Linked DNA regions of Homo sapiens: region 1 is linked to region 2. A link is a loop called in an ENCODE intact Hi-C map of the cell type or tissue named here. Cell type or tissue: A673. All regions are shown on one strand. Each heading gives the region's core, and the rest is flanking DNA. Links, peaks and the distances in the headings are about the cores only. Region 1 overlaps LINC02627 (long intergenic non-protein coding RNA 2627). Region 2 has its middle 150 kb from the start of LINC02627.

The links. Peaks named below come from ENCODE experiments on the same cell type or tissue, not always from the same donor. Only the 100,000 strongest peaks of a DNase experiment are listed, where the experiment ranks them.
Region 1: a loop joins it to region 2, with 4 times the contacts of the local background. A loop is called at or near these places in 4 of 110 quality-filtered maps.

The regions. Positions count from the first base shown.
Region 1 is chr10:105,795,965-105,798,778 of GRCh38, forward strand. All of the region lies in intron 3 of LINC02627 (long intergenic non-protein coding RNA 2627), which reads right to left. Among named protein-coding and RNA genes, the nearest start is that of LINC02627, 23 kb to the right of the region's middle. RefSeq lists a silencer at 1,267-1,561. In A673, for the core only: a CTCF peak has its summit at 1,448 (motif pointing right); a DNase peak (open chromatin) is centred at 1,457.
Region 2 is chr10:105,973,657-105,976,470 of GRCh38, forward strand. No RefSeq gene overlaps it. Among named protein-coding and RNA genes, the nearest start is that of LINC02627, 150 kb to the left of the region's middle. In A673, for the core only: a CTCF peak has its summit at 1,357 (motif pointing left); a DNase peak (open chromatin) is centred at 1,335; H3K4me3 peaks cover 918 bases; H3K27ac peaks cover 245 bases.

The DNA.
Region 1 (2,814 bases), core at 190-2,689, 180 kb before region 2:
CTGAAAGATTACAGAAAAATCCCTTCATGGAAGGAATAATGAGACACCTCATACCCTTGAGCTGGACTAAGCCATTATGTTGCCTTTTCCCATGGTGCTGGCAGGCACCATAAGATCAACAGATTTTCATAAGACATTACAAGAAAAACTGGCTTCTTTTATATTTTTATTTCCCTGAAATCCCAAGGAGTTCATAGTTAAAATTAGAAGTCTATACAAGAAATATACCTATATGGAAGTCTATATGAGACATATACCTGTATAGAAGTCTGTACAGGAAATATACCCCACTCACAGAGGTCTGAGGTCTATTATTTTTAACCCAATTCTCAATGTGCACATTTTGTTTCCTTTGCTTATATCACCTCAAAGTGGAGGTACAAAAACAATAACAGCACACCCCACCCCAAATTAATTAAAATAGCTAAGCAATTGTCTTCTAGTTATTTAAATTTTAGCAAATGATTTTCTTTCTCTGTAGAAGTGTTAGCACAGAAACACCAAGGCTTTGAAAACTAATAAGAACACATTAAGACTTTCAACTTACACCAAAGGAATATCAAATTGCAGAAGAAGGTAGCATCAAGTCTTATGGCAGTGTCTATAATAAGGAGGTGTATACCATTGATGAAACAGACTGACCTATTTGAATTCTTGGTTGCAAGCAAGAGAAGACAACTTTGGTTGTCTAAGCAATAAAATTGCTGAGATACTATAGAATGTTGGGAGCCTGAAAGGCCAAGCTTTAAAAAGAGGTAGAATAAAGAAATAATACAGTTCTGGATGAATACTCTGGCCTGAAAATGATGCATAACATGCTAGATGCATTGGACATAACCACTGCAAAACCTGCTAGACATTGCCTCTACTTCTAGATACTTCCTTCGGGCATGTACCTAACTGCCACTATCAATCACCAACCCCCTCATTCCAGATTTGAATTACTGGGGAGGAAGATGACTATTTACTCTTAGTTCATGAGCTTAGATTCTAGCTGCAAGGGAAGAGGAAGTGATTGTCCACATTTCACTTTTACACTGAGATGTAGAATAATATGCTCTATCTCCCACTCCCTTTCCCTAAATTAGGCACATGGGAAAATTATTCCTCAAAGAAAAACAGAGTTTATTATTATGCAGGAAGAAAATAAAGATAAATTACCAGTACAATGTGTCTAGTAACTGGGAATTTTTAAGTAGAAGTATGAGCAAATACTGTGTATAGTGTCATATTGAGAAAGAAGCTACAAGCCCCTGATCTAATTCTAGGTTTCTATGAGATATGCGAACTTTGATGCCTTTCCAGTATAATTGCTAAGTTATAAGAGAGAAAGTTGGGTGGGTGTGTGTTCTCTATTAGGATGCCTCATGCTGCTTTGTATAATAACTGCTTGAATACAGTCCCACCCCCACCCATTAAGATCTGGTTCTTAATTACAGCACTGTAGGTTTGGCATCTAACCACTAGAGGTCATTCTTTTACATGTGTCATTCAAAATCATGTTAGAGGAGAGACCTGATTATGAGGCAACCTTAGAAGTTTGTTTTCTTTCCAGAAGTTTTAACTATTGCTACACATTGTACTGGGTGTACCTGTGGTTCCCGGGGCTAGGTACAGAATTAATTGTTATGGGATTTGTGCTGCTGTTGAAAAATAAATAAAGGGCTGGTGAGCAAAACTGGCAATCATTTCTACATTCTGTGTAACTTAATTTTCAGCACAGAATTCCTTTCACTTTAAGACCCTTCCGCTGCTCTGTCCAATGTGCATGCGTGCACATGCGCACACACACATATACACACAGGGCATTTCAAAAGTCAAGTGAGGTCCAGGCTAGTTACAATGTTATGGTTACATTAAAACACGGGGAAATAAAGACAGAATGAAGACTACAATGTATTAGACTTAAAACTAATCATATAAAGTATCCCACAAGTTAACATGAAAATGAAATGATTCTGCATGTAATCCCCTTTGGACATGGTGGTAAATAATGTCTACATTTAAGTCTCTTTGTCCAAATAGGGTCAGACACTTGTGGCTCAGCAGCATAGCCCAGCTGCCTAGAATGGGTGGGCCTGTGTGCTTGCACCCTGGTACCTATGTGTACCACCTGCACACATCCGCTCTAGTGCACCAGACTTCATCTCAAGCCTTGAAGGAACTGGCATTTGGCCAACTCCTTTGTAAGGATAAATAAGAGTTAATATAGTCTTCATTTTATAGTGAAAGTTACTTTCTGCCCTTGATAAACATGATCAACAAACATAGTGATTCTATAGCCAGTGGAGTCAGTTAAATACATCGTGGGAGGGAAGAAGCTTCATCTGGTACTATCAAACTCCCTGAATTCCATTTCAGCTTCTCCACATGCCCATTTTTTTTTTTTGAGTCAGTTCACAAGTTTAATTGTGGAATGCTTCACTTGGTTTGATCATGGGGGGAGAATCTATCTGAAGAGTAAAAGGTCCTGATGTTGACAATCTGGGCCACAGACCATCAGCATCTTGTGTCTGAAGAATAAAGCCCCAATCTGATCTCTTGCATTCATTGGGACGGCCATGCTGCACTGCTGTTGTAATTCTTCCCTTGATCTTTTCCATGACACTCAGCATTTAATCCTCTATTCTTCCTTTTCTTTCCTTTCAACATTCTTATTCTTCCCCATCCATTAGTCTTTCTGCTGAGAGAGAAGAGCTTCACAGTCCCTCCCCTATCTCCATCTTATCATGGTATTGTCGGGGACAAAGACAGAGTGGTTAACGCCCAGCAACATTTAAGAGCACAAGGAGAGACTCTTCTGAGCATTTAAAT
Region 2 (2,814 bases), core at 185-2,684:
GCTCGCTGGGGTGGCTGCCGCAAGGAGGAGGGGCTCCAGGATGGGAAAATGAAGAAAGTGGATCTTGGTGGAAGCTACGTTTCTCTTGTGGCAGATGGTCTACAAATCTGCAGTCCTTTGGAGTACATAAAACAGGTCTCTGGGGAAAGAGTAGGCATTAGTCTAGGTTCTAGGAAGAGTAGAATGAATTTTCACATGCTGAAGCTCATCTATGGAGTCCATCAATTAAAAAGGGTGTATTTCAAAAAAGAGAAATTCAGGTTAAGACTTGCATGTTATCTGAAAGGAAAAGAAAACCCTCCTATAAGAGAGCAGGTTAGCCCTACCCTCACCTCCCCGCACTCCCGCCCTATCTAAATGCCATTTTTCTTACTCTCCATGCCCACGGCATATATATGGAGTAGCACTGTAATGCCACCGAATGAACTTTCTGCCTTCATGTAGAAGTGGCTGCGCTCTGTGGAGGGGCATGCTATTCTCACTCACTGTCATCTGCTTTACAGAAAGAGCCTGTTAGGGCTGCAACAGTTTCATTATTCATGTCTCTTGCTATTGTTTGAGAAATCCTTTGTTTGAGGATCTGTTGAGACATTGTCCCATGCAGAAAGTAACTTTTTAAGAAAATTAATTACTTGTAACCTTCATTTGTTTAAATGCAGTTAAAGATCTGCTAAAAAAATCAGACTATGTTGCCTCCAGTATCACCTATCTCATGCACTAGTAGGGAAACTTATGTACTTAATTTTCCTTATCTTTAAAATGGTATAATAATACGAATTTTTAGCTCACAAGTTTGGTAGGATTTAATGAAATATTACATCTAAGATACTTAGCACAGTGCCCAGTTCTAAATCACTTAATGATGCTAGTTAATGAAAATAATAACAATTTTACCAAGCTCACATTCTATAAGATTTATACTTACAGGAACACTTAACAATTATATATCTAATCTTCGTCAGATAGAGAAAGAGACATATTTGCTATCCTGGTTTCTCGGGGTTATCAGAGAGGTAACTGGCAACCTAATTTCACTACGTTTTGCTTCTTTGGGATTCTGGTGTCTGTCTTTTTATTTCATCTTTAACAGCTGCTCGCATTAGCCTTTTGGGAATCCAGCTAAAGAGTTTTTCATTTTTAGGAAGCCACACGTTCTCTATCTTTAAATCAAAGGTGAAATGCAGCATGCCATGGCAATAATCCAACATTTGAAGGCCACATGCACCTTCCAGTTTAAACTCATTTTCTATGAAGTCAAAACTCATCCTTCGCTTTTGAAAGTATCCAAAGCGATTAGCTGAGACAGCAGAGAACAGGCATGAGAAGGAGGCCCCTGGTGGCCAAAATGAGGCTTCTCCCTCTCCGTTTTTAATGGCATGCGAAAGGCATTAATCCACACTTTCATTTTCTCTTAGCCAAATAGAAATGTCTTGAGATAATGTGAATGCCTTATGGCATAAGTGACTTTCTAAAGTATCTTATTAGAACTCCTTATCTGTGTAAATTAGGCCGCATTGGGGCTTGATAGCCAGAAACATATTTCTTAAAAGCTGACAAATGGGAGAAGCTCACAAAAAGTTAACCAAATGCCACAGGGGAAACTTCCAGAGGACGCAGCAGCTCTAGTGTGTTTGCAAGGCTGGTGCCTTTCTGCCATGTCACATGCAAGTGACTTCCTTGGGGGCTGCTTTATTCAGAAATGAAGTCAGATTTCCCAAATGCTTCTCAAGAACCATGAAGAAAAACTACATGGTCACAGATGGATGTTGGGATATTACTGCAGAAAACAGACAAAAACTTTATCCTTGTAGGGTGTTCAACACGCTTTTGAGAATGATACCCTAGATTTCAAGCGCATGCGTTTTCAAAAATAAGGTTATAGAGTATTTAGGCTGCTTTGCTGATTTTCATGTAGGAAAGGGTAGAGTGTTGGAGAAAATCCAAACAAAATGCAAAGAAATAAGCAAACAAAAAACACTTCTAGGAAGTGTTTCCATCTCTTCAGAATGGAGGGTTATGTGTTGTTTGATGAAGTTAGCTTATCTAAGGGTGTGTGAGGAAGAGCTAGGGACTAGATTATGTTGCCGAAATGCAATCTCTACTTCTTTCCACGCCACCTGCCCTGCTCCTCCCCCAGAGGCTACACCATATTGATCCTCACACTAAGCCTCCAACTATTCTGTTCAGATTTACTTGGAAATAAAGGGCTACTGTATTTATTTTCCTGAGAGACTTGGCCAGAGGCCTACAGAATCCATCATCTACACTGTTTTCCTTTATTTTAAAGTTTCTCCTTACAGGACTGCCTCCCTGCAAACTTGTGTTGGCTATTATGAAGAGACACCATTTCCTTTGAAAATTGATTCATTCATTCCATAAAAATTCACTGAACTCTATTGTAAAGGTCAGTATGCTTCCAACATAAAGAAAATTTTCTACATTAGGATTTTTCTTGTAGGTGGTTTTGTCTGTGTGCGCTTTTTCTTTTTGCATCTGAGTTTTACGATTCAAGCTGTTTTCTTAAAATTCAAGTGCCATTTGATTTTTTTAAATGTGGGCCATTTATCTTACTACATGAATCAATTTTCTCTACTCTTCTCCTCATCGATATTGTTGCTTTTCAATTCCTCCCATATATTTCAGGTACATGGTTAAAGCAGTGTGACCACAGTTAAAGACACATCAGAATGTCTCCTGCTGAGGCAAAGAAGATGAACACAGTTAATGGATAAATAATAGGCCAATGCTGAGGCCAATATTTACACCTCTGCTACAATAAATCTTGATAACTTGAAAACTACCAAAACAAGATGT